2 separate regions of the Homo sapiens genome follow, and region 2 is linked to region 1. A link is an interaction called in ENCODE POLR2A ChIA-PET data of the cell type or tissue named here. Cell type or tissue: GM12878. All regions are shown on one strand.

The links. ChIA-PET counts read pairs that join two places held together with the same protein. Peaks named below come from ENCODE experiments on the same cell type or tissue, not always from the same donor. Only the 100,000 strongest peaks of a DNase experiment are listed, where the experiment ranks them.
Region 2: POLR2A ChIA-PET joins it to region 1 with 5 read pairs; 1 of 35 experiments calls an interaction of 5 or more read pairs at or near these places.

What each region holds. Positions count from the first base shown.
Region 1 is chr7:37,813,864-37,818,863 of GRCh38, forward strand. No RefSeq gene overlaps it. Among named protein-coding and RNA genes, the nearest start is that of NME8, 32 kb to the right of the region's middle. In GM12878, no CTCF peak of the experiment used is centred here; a DNase peak (open chromatin) is centred at 2,348; H3K4me3 peaks cover 353 bases; H3K27ac peaks cover 1,909 bases.
Region 2 is chr7:37,764,117-37,769,116 of GRCh38, forward strand. No RefSeq gene overlaps it. Among named protein-coding and RNA genes, the nearest start is that of NME8, 82 kb to the right of the region's middle. RefSeq lists an enhancer at 1,774-2,243. In GM12878, no CTCF peak of the experiment used is centred here; a DNase peak (open chromatin) is centred at 1,955; H3K4me3 peaks cover 333 bases; H3K27ac peaks cover 1,724 bases.

The DNA of each region.
Region 1 (5,000 bases):
CAAAAACTGACACTGGGACCTAATTAAAGAGCTTCTGCACAGCAAAAGAAACTATCAACAGAGTAAATAGACAACCTATAGAATGGGAGAAAATATTGCAAACTGCAAGTCACATCCAACGGAGGACTAATACCAGAATCTTAATAAATCTTAAGCAAATCAACAAGCAAAAAACAAACAAACCCGTTAAAAAATAGACAAAGGACATGAACAGACACTTCTGAAAAGGAAGACATACACATGGCCAGCAAGCATATACAAATGCTCACTATCACTAATTATTAGAGAAATGCAAATCAAAACCACAATGAGATGCTGTACACAAGTCAGAATGGCTATTATTAAAATGTCAAAAATAACAGATGCTGGTAAAGATGCAGAGAAAAAGGAACGCTTATACATTCCTGGTGGGAATGCAAATTAGTTCAGCCACTGTGGGAAGCAATTTGGAGATTTCTCAAATAACTTAAAATGGAACTACCATTCAACCCAGCAATACCTTTATTGGGTTTATACCCAAAGAAATATGAATTGCTCTACCATAAAGATACATGCATGCACATGTTCATCACAGCACTATTCACAATAACAAAGACATGGAATCACATAAATGCCCATCAAGAGTGGACTGGATAAAGAAAATGCGGTACATATACACCATGGAATACTACTCAGACATAAAAAAAGAAGAAAATCATGTTCTTTGTAGCAACATGGATGGAGCTGAAGGCCATTATCCTAAGTGAACTAATGCAGGAACACAAAACCAAATACTTCATATTCTCACTTATAAGTGGGAACTAAATAGTGAGTACACATGGATACCACAAAGAAACAAACAGTAGACACCAGGGCCTATTTGAGGGTAGAGAGTGAGGTTTGAAATATTACCTATTGAATACTATGCTGATTACCTGGGTGACAAAATTATCTGTATACCAAACCCCTGCAACATGCAATTTACCCATGTAGCAAACCTGCACGTGTGCCCTCGAACCTAAAATAAAAGTTGGAAAGAAAAATAAATGAATAAAATAAAATCAAGGGTTTTATTTTAAAAAAGAATAGTAACAATAAAAGTTATTTCATCCTCTTATTCCTTCTATTTATTGATTGATTGATTTTTATTTTTATTTATTTATTTATTTTTGAGACAGAGTCTTGCTTTGTTGCCCAGGCTGGAGTGCAGTGGTGCAATCTCGGCTCACTGCAGCCTCTGCATCCTGGGTTCAAGCTCCTGCCTCAGCCTCCCGAGAATGGCTATTATTAAAATGTCAAAAAATAACAGATGCTGGTAAGGATGCAGAGAAAAGGGGACACCACCATGCCCCACTCATTTTTTTTTTTTTTTTTTGGTATACTTAGTAGAGACAGGTTTCACCAGGTTGGCCAGGCTGGTCTCGAACTCCGGGCCTCAAGTGATCCACCTGTCTCAGCCTTCCAAAGTGCTGGGGTTACAGGTGTGAGTCACTGCACCTGGCCAGATGTGTTTTCTTTCTTTATGTAGATCCAAGTTTCTGAGCTATGTCACTTTTCTTCTCTCTAAAGAACTCCTCTTAACATTTTTTGCAAGGCAGGCATACTAGCAACAAATTTTCGGAGTTTTTGTTTGCCTGAGAAAAATCTTTATTTCTTCTTCATTTTTGAAGGGTAGCTTTGCAGATTACAGAATTTTAGGTTGGTGGGGATTTCAGACATCAATTTGGGAAAATTCTCAGTTAATATTGTTTCAAATATTTCTTCTATTCTTTTTTCTCTTCTGGTATTCTCCCTCCTCATATATTACTACTTTTGTAGTTGTTCCACAGTACTGAGATATTCTGCTACATTTTTATGAATTTTTTTCTATTGGCCTTTCAATTTTGGAGATTTCTTGGAGACATTGTGAAGCTCAGAGATTGTTTCCTCAGCTATGTCCAGCCTACCAATAAGCCCATCAAAGGCATTCTTCATTTCTGTTAGTGTTTTTGGTTTGCATTCCTTTTGGGGACTTTCTTAGGATTTCCATCTGTCTGCTTACATTGCCCATCTGTTCTTGCCTGCTGTCTACTTTCTCCATTACAGCTCTTAGCATATGAATAGTTGTTTAAATGCTGGGTCTGATCATTTCAATATCCTTGCTATATCTGGGTCTGGTTGGGATGTTTGCTCTGCCTCTTCAAACTGTGTATTTTGCCAGTTAGTATGTCTTGTAATTTTTCTTGCTATCTAGGTAGACATGATGTGCTGGGTAAAAGAAATGGCCATAAATAGGCCTTTAGTAATGTAGTGGTTAAGGTGTTGGGGGAGGAAATACATTCTTAGTCTTATGATTAGGTGTCAGTCTCGTAGTGAGCCTGTGCCTCCGGACTATGAACTTTACACATGATTCTCAGGTTTTATTTTTTTCTCTCCTTTGGTGAGACAGGATGAAGATAACTTATGAGCTTACTCTATCTAGCTAGAGTGAGCTGGAGTTGGGTATTTCCATTCCCCAAGGTTAGTTAGGCTTGATACCATCCCAGCAGGTTAGGCTCTTCAGTTTCTCCTGAGAACAGTTTTTGTTAAGAACAGAATGCTGTGGTATATTTAAAAATGTCCGTTTTACCCTCCCCCTGCTAAAAATGTGAGGTTTTTCTCTGAAATTTACTGTTGGAACCCCAAAGGAATTTTTGTCTCATATTTACTGTGAAAATCTCCTGTGGAGATTTCTATGAATTTCTGCTTGAGAAAAGTTGTAATGCCTTGTGCCTCTTTGTCTGTCTCTCCAATTTGGGGAGCAGCAGTTTGTGCTATGACTTCACTTCTCTTAGAGATCTAAGAAGAATTGTTAATTTTTTTCATTTTGCTCAGATTTTTACTTGTTGTCAGGTTGGAGAGGCAACACCCAATCTCCTTGCATGTGGAAACAGCTCATATATTTTATTTTGAGCTATTTTCTGTACCATGTTGTGTTGTGTTTGCCTCTTTATTGATATTAAAACTTCTCTACAGCATTCTTACACAACAGCCTTGGTGTTTTGTATGGTTAAAATAAGGAGATGATCAAAGTATGATTTTATTCATCACAATCATACAGTTTATTGCCACATAAAAATGCTCTGCTTTTTCCACCACACTCAAAGAGAGGGAGAATAAGGAGAATAAACCTCACAGAGAACACACTTAATAGACAAGGTACATTAAGCACATAGTGAGTGAATTCCAATTTTGTTTAGAGTTCAATTATTAAAGTCTAGCTGCTCAATTAGGATGGAAGCAGGCATCTGTGAATGTAAAGTCTAATGGAGGTTTGAGGCTTATGTTAAAGCAAACTAAATATGGCCTGAGAAGGACTCTGTAATTCTATATTTGAGTCCTTGTGGATGAACTTGTAACCTAGCTTAATTGGCAGACAAAATTGAAAATCTAACTTAAGGGTATGCGCCTGTAACAATAGCTGAGTCTTGGCCAACCCCAGGGGTCATACTTAAACCACTCATAGGCTGCTAAGTGTTCAAACTGTGTTCAAATAAGGCAAACGCCAACCTGCAACCAATCCAGCTGTTTCTGTGCCTCACTTCTGATTTCTGTATGTCACTTCCCTTTTTTTGGACTATAAATTTGTTCTGACCATGAGGCATCCCTGGAGTGTCTCTGATTCTGCTGTGATTCTGAAGGCTGCCCAATTCATGAATCATTCATTGCTCAATTAAACGCCTTTAAATTTAATTCTGCTGAAGCTTTTCTTTTAACACTTAACCTTTCTACAAGAGGTTCTTGAAAGAGACGTTTGATGAACACAATGATATGTAAGCTCCTTCAGTGCTTTCAAATAGTGCTGGTGTTGGTGGGCAAAGCTGTAGAGAGTAGCTCAAAGGCTGGCAGAAAGTACCCTGCCACACTCTAAGCTCTTAATGTCTGTCAAAGTCTTGGGTTTATATGTGTTTTGGAGTAGTTGAGGCCAATAACTCGCATATGTGGTCTGATAAGGTGTTATAACATTCTTCTGGGGAGAGAGATTACACTCCATGCTCTTACCACAGCAAAACATGCCACCCACATAGAAAATTATATGTTTGGAATTTTCTATGTGAAAATTAACCTAAGTAGCCTAACACTTAGGTTATTGGTGCTTTGGGTGAATGAATACAATAAAGTGGAATAGAGAGACAACAGGAGCCATAGGACACAAAATGAGAATTCTGCTGACTCTTGGAAATGAGAGCATAAAGTGTCCAGGAAATTCTAAATTTTGGAGAATTTTTGGAAATATTTGAGAAGTCAGTGAATCACCACAGGCTGTACAGTTTTCTGCAATGGTTTGAATCATTTTATTTGGTTGTGAAATAAGAGTGACCTCAGAATGCTAGAGTACTTGTACATCACCAGGTTCCACACTAAATACATGATGACAATGATGATAACAACGGTGATGACAACACTCAAGGAGGAAAAATACTGGCTTGGTATGCTGTAAAAATTTACTCTGTAGCTTTTCTTATTCACCTTAGCTGGAATGCATTGTAAGGATTCAGTTGCCTGTATCTGGGCCTCACTGCAACTTCTTAGAGATTTTCCTTCATAGTTTGTTTCCGTTGAAGGCTCTCTTACTGCTTTTTCTTCTATTCCCCTTACTCTCCCTATTCAGGCTAAAGCTTATTAAGTGCTGGCACTTTATCAGCTACATTTAAAGCCCGGATTCAGGGCAGCAACCACTGAAAGCGTACCCTGAGACAAAGGATGTAGGTACACACCGAATGAGCTCCTCAAGTTTCTCAAGTCCAAAGAATAGTTGGCACTGCATACTGGTAACTTATCAGTACACTTCAGAGTGAGTTAAAAACAGGAATTATTTTAGACTCTGGATAATTACTTATTGTTAGCTCTTGTGCATATGCAGGCTTCCTTAGCTCAGTTAACCCTTCCTTCTTTTCCCAAGGCCTCCATCACCACTCTCATACACTATCTGGGGCTCCATCCTATTTTTGCATTAATTCCTTTGGTATTTCCCTTTTAATATTTTCATTCCAAGCCTTTAG
Region 2 (5,000 bases), 50 kb before region 1:
ACCTGATGAATAGGGCCTGAAGTGAACTCCCAGCAAACCACAGCAGCCCTAGAGAAGAGGGAGCTGACTATTAAAAAACAAACAAACAAACAAACAGAAAGCAACAACAATAGCATCAACAAAAAAGTCCCCACAAATCCTCATCCAAGGATCAACAGCCTCAAAGATCAAAACTAGACAAACTTATGAAGAAGAGAAAAAATAAAAAAAAACACAGAAAACCCAAAAGGCCAGAGTGCCTCTTCTCTTCCAAATGATCACAACACCTCTCCAGCAAGGGCACAGAACTGGACGGAGGATGACATGGATGAACTGACAGAAGAAACAATAGATGCTGGCAAGGCTGTGGAGAAATAGAAATGCTTTTACACTGTTGGTGGGAATGTGAATTAGTTCAACCATTGTGGAAGACAGTGTGGCAATTCTTCAGGGATCTAGAACCAGAAATTCCGTTTGACTCAGCAATCCCATTACTGGGTACATAACCAAAGGAATATAAATCATTCTACTATAAAGATACATGCACATGTATGTTTATTGCAGCACTATTTACAATAGCAAAGACATGGAACCAACCCAAATGCCCATCAATGATAGATTGGTTAAATAAAATGTGGTACATATACACTATGGAATACTATGCAGCCATAAAAACAAATGAGATCATGTGCTTTGCAGGGACATAGATGAAGCCAGAAGCCATCTTGTTCAGCAAACCAGCACAGGAACAGAAAACCAAACACTACATGTTCTCACTCATAAGTGGGAGTTGAACAATGAGAACACATGGACACAGGGAGGGGAACATCACATATGGGGACCTGTAGGGGGAGGAGGAGAGGGAGATCATCAGGACAAATAGCTAATGCATTTGGGGCTTAAAGCCTAGATGACGGGTTGATAGTTGCAGCAAACCACCATGGCACATGTATACCCATGTAACAAACCTGCATGTTCTGCACATGTATCCAGAAACTTAAAGTAAAATAAAAATTAAAAACAACAATAATAATATGATTGTAAAGATAGATCACGTTTAAAGAGGGCAGCTCACTGTGGTGTACTGGTAATTTTTGAACAACTGGTTCCCTTCTCCCTAAAAAAAACCTCTGTGTGTGTGTGTATGTATGTGCGTGTGTGTGTATGTATGTGTATATGCATATATATTATATACACAATATTATTTATTATAAATTCCATACAGCCAGTTAGTTCCCACAGAATGCTTTTATTAATTTTTACCAAACTCTTATCTATAGCCAACCTTTGTTTGCAACTGATGAATAAGTTAGTTGACACATTTGTTTATCTCATGTAAGACAAAAGTCAAACAATGAAGACTCACGTCTCGGAAATTCACTGTTTTGTCCATGGTGTGAGCAAGTTCCCTGTTGAATTGTGTAATAGTGGTTGAATACTAGAAAACTGTATTTTTCATTTCAGTGCTGGTCAGTGTAATAACTACAGACACACAACACACTTCTAAGTTTAATCTGCTTTATCAACATTTTCTCTACCACTTCCATAAGTCTAGACAGTCAATAAAAAATAAATTGAGCCCTGATTTGTAGTATTTGCCAATTCCCACCAGGCCAATTTCAAGCTATCCGAGTGATGTCACCAAACACAGATTTGGGAAGAAATGTGCAGTGACACAGCATTATGTAGAACTCGCAACTTGCAACTAAGACATAAGTAACTTCAAAAGTATAAATAAATAAAACACAGTAATTGATAAGTTCTAGTAAGTGATGAGTTCTACACATTATTACTTGAATTTTTAATAATGGCTAGTTGGTAGAGAATGTAAATCAGTTTAGTTTCTACAGCAGTGACATCAGATTCCAATGAAGGGGTGAGAAAAGAAAGTGAAAAACAGAAGAAAGGGGAAAGAAATATTTGAGCATGTGATGTGGGCTAGGTACTTTCCTTACATGAGCTCCTTTAGAGTCCTTTCTCCAACTTTCGAATGAACAAAATGAGTCCCAGCAAAGCACCTCCTCCTTTGACCACAGGACGCTGCCTCAGAAGGAGAGCCACCAGTTCCTGTTGCTCCTGGCTGCTTTTCTTTGTGTTCCGTTTCCTCTATTTAACTCAAATTACTGAGAAGTAGTCTGCTTATGTTTTAGTTATAAGCCTCTGATGGAAAGCTGGGGCAGCCACCCACTAGGGAAGATAGATGGCCAGACCCTCTCTCTTCATCTCTCTGGCAGCCAGAACTTAGGTGACCCAGCAGGGCCTAATCAGACATACATGCCCAGCACTTGAACATGGGAGCCGTGGATGGTGGAGAATTTATTCCGACTAGTGTGACCAACTGTCCTGCTTTGCTGAAGACAGAGGGGGTTCTCAGGAGCCCAGACTATCAGTTTAAAACCAGCAAAGAGTTTTGAGCATACCAGCGCAAGTGGGTCACCTGCTGCTGGAGTCTGGGGGTGGCAGTTTCAGCCTCAGTGTGCAGGGTCAACAGTGACTGCAGGGGAATCTGCAGCATCTGCAGTGCGGCGTTGACCACCCTAAGATCAAGTTCTGAGTCTTGATTTGGGCTGTGGTTCTGGCTGCCCTCCGTTCATGCCTATTTTCAGAAACTAGTTCTGCATCTTCCCAATTATTCTGTGAACCAACTAATAACCTTGCAAAACCTCCTTTTCTGTTTAATGTCAGCCAAGGCAAAGTTTCTGCTGCTTGCAGGGAATAGCCCTGGACTGACACCATGCTTCTCTCAGCTTTCCTTACTGTTGTTCCATCTCCCAGCAATGGCTGGCTCTGGAGTTCATTGTTCTGTGCTCCGCATAGGTGAAGTCTCCAGGGAAAAGTGCTTCTTTCTAAGGCACTGTCAGACTTACGGAAGTGATTTATTTAATAGATAAACCAGCACTGATGACTTCTAACCAGTTAAAGCTGATTGTTTTTTCCAGTCAGGAATTCTGGTAAAACCATATACCTCTATCCATAGTGTTAGTCCCTAATTGCCAGGCATGGGCTGTAGAGTTTAAGTGGGACTAGAGACCAACACACGTACGATAAACAATAGAGGTAGGAAATATACCTCAAATTTCCTGGCTATTGATTGATTCATAAAACTATTTTATAATGATCCAAAGGATTAAGCAACAAATAAAGTCATTAAAATAGTGTACTTAAAAGTTGCACTTTGCAAAATGGGTATGTTATCTAGGTACTCGTACACTATTTTTGTACTGCTGGTCCTGTACCAGAAACATTTTTTTTTCCATTGTTACTTGCTTTTTAAACTTTGCTTAGCCACTTAAAGAAAATCTGCTTGCACAATTTGCCTCAAATCCACTCCCATTGTGAGCTGATTTTTTAATTTTTCCAATTAAAAAAATCACAATTTATGCCCCCTCCCCCCCAAAACTCCTTAAATCATAGTGAGACAAACCTTCCATGAGGCCAGACTATGCCCTTCTCATTCAATAGGGTTAGTATTCAGGACCAAAAGAGCTAACCATCTAAGTTTAAATACAATAGAAATATAATGCCAGCCATGTGAGAAAATTTAAATTCCCTAGTAACTACATTTTTTAAAAAGTAAAAAGAAATAGGTGAAATTCGTATATCATTTTGTTTAACATAATATGTTAAAAATATAATCGCTTCAACTTGTAATCCATATAAGGATATTAACAATATATCTTACATTTCTTTTCTTTAATAGTGAGACTTCAAAATTCAGTGTGTAGTTTACCTTCAAGCACATCTCAACTAGGACGACCACATTTCAAGGGTTCAGCCCCATTTGACTTGGGGCTGCTGCCTTAAGCAGTGCAGGTCCAAGATATAAGCCCAAGCAAGACAAGGGTTGTCTCCGCATCCTCCTTCATGTGAGATGTGGCAAGGCTTGAAACCTCTCTAGCTCTGATGCCTTACAGTAAGATTAGTGGCTGTGTTAGATTATTGATGTTTCATTTGAACACTGACAATTTTATGATCCTATGCTTTCTCTCAGCAACTAGTCTTCTGGATTTTTTCATTTATCATCCAGCCATCAGGACTTTTACCTAAATTCTAGATACAATGGCTGATTGTTCTGCAATAACATTTTTTATTGTTCCTAAAAAAGCTTGTTTTGAATATTCAAACATAAGTTGTTTGATATTGAGATTTTTTAAAATGTACCTTGCCAAAGAAAAGGGAATGCAGGAATACAGAAGCCAACTAAGATACTCTTACTGCTAGTATTTATTCTCTTGCCACAGCTTTAAAAGTGCAAACCAGATAATAAAATTATGAAACATAAATGGAACCAAGCAAGAAGTCTGTTTGTTTGTTTGTATTTTTAGTAAAGATGGGGTTTTGACATGTGGCCAGGCTAGTCTTGGACTCCTGGCCTCAAGTGATCCGCCCTCCTCGGCCTCCCAAAGTGTTCGGATTACACGCATGAACCACTGTGCCTGGCCTATATGTTTTTAAGTTACATTATTCACAGAAATCGTTAGGCATGAATGTCCTTGTGGGCATATAGAAAAACATGATTTCATGTCATTTCAAAAACAGAACCCAGACTACTTTTGTGCAGCATTTCTTAAGACACTTTCCCTTGAAGAAGGAAATATGTTAGAGGTGCGATATCTTAAGATAAGCCTTGAGAAAAATAAAATGAAAAGAAGTAGGAAGAAGGAATTTATGTTTTTTTTTTAAAAAGTGAGGAAACATTCAAGTTATGAAATATTGCTAAGTGCATCACAACAAGGGTTGCAATGACACAGAGAAGATCTGCAGAATCCTGCACAGGAGGCTGTGTGCTGGGAATGTACACTGTTTTACTGTTTTTCAGAGGAGGATGAATGGAAGGAGGACTTACAGTCTTCTCAGTTGTATTTGGAGCTTAGTTCTTTGACCATGACTTTACTGCCATAATTTGATAATGGGCAGACCATAAAGAATCCATGCAGTAAACTCTGCACGGATGTGTTCTTGGCACTTAGCCATTGTATCTAAAATTTAGGTAAAAGTCCTGATGACTGGATAATAAATGA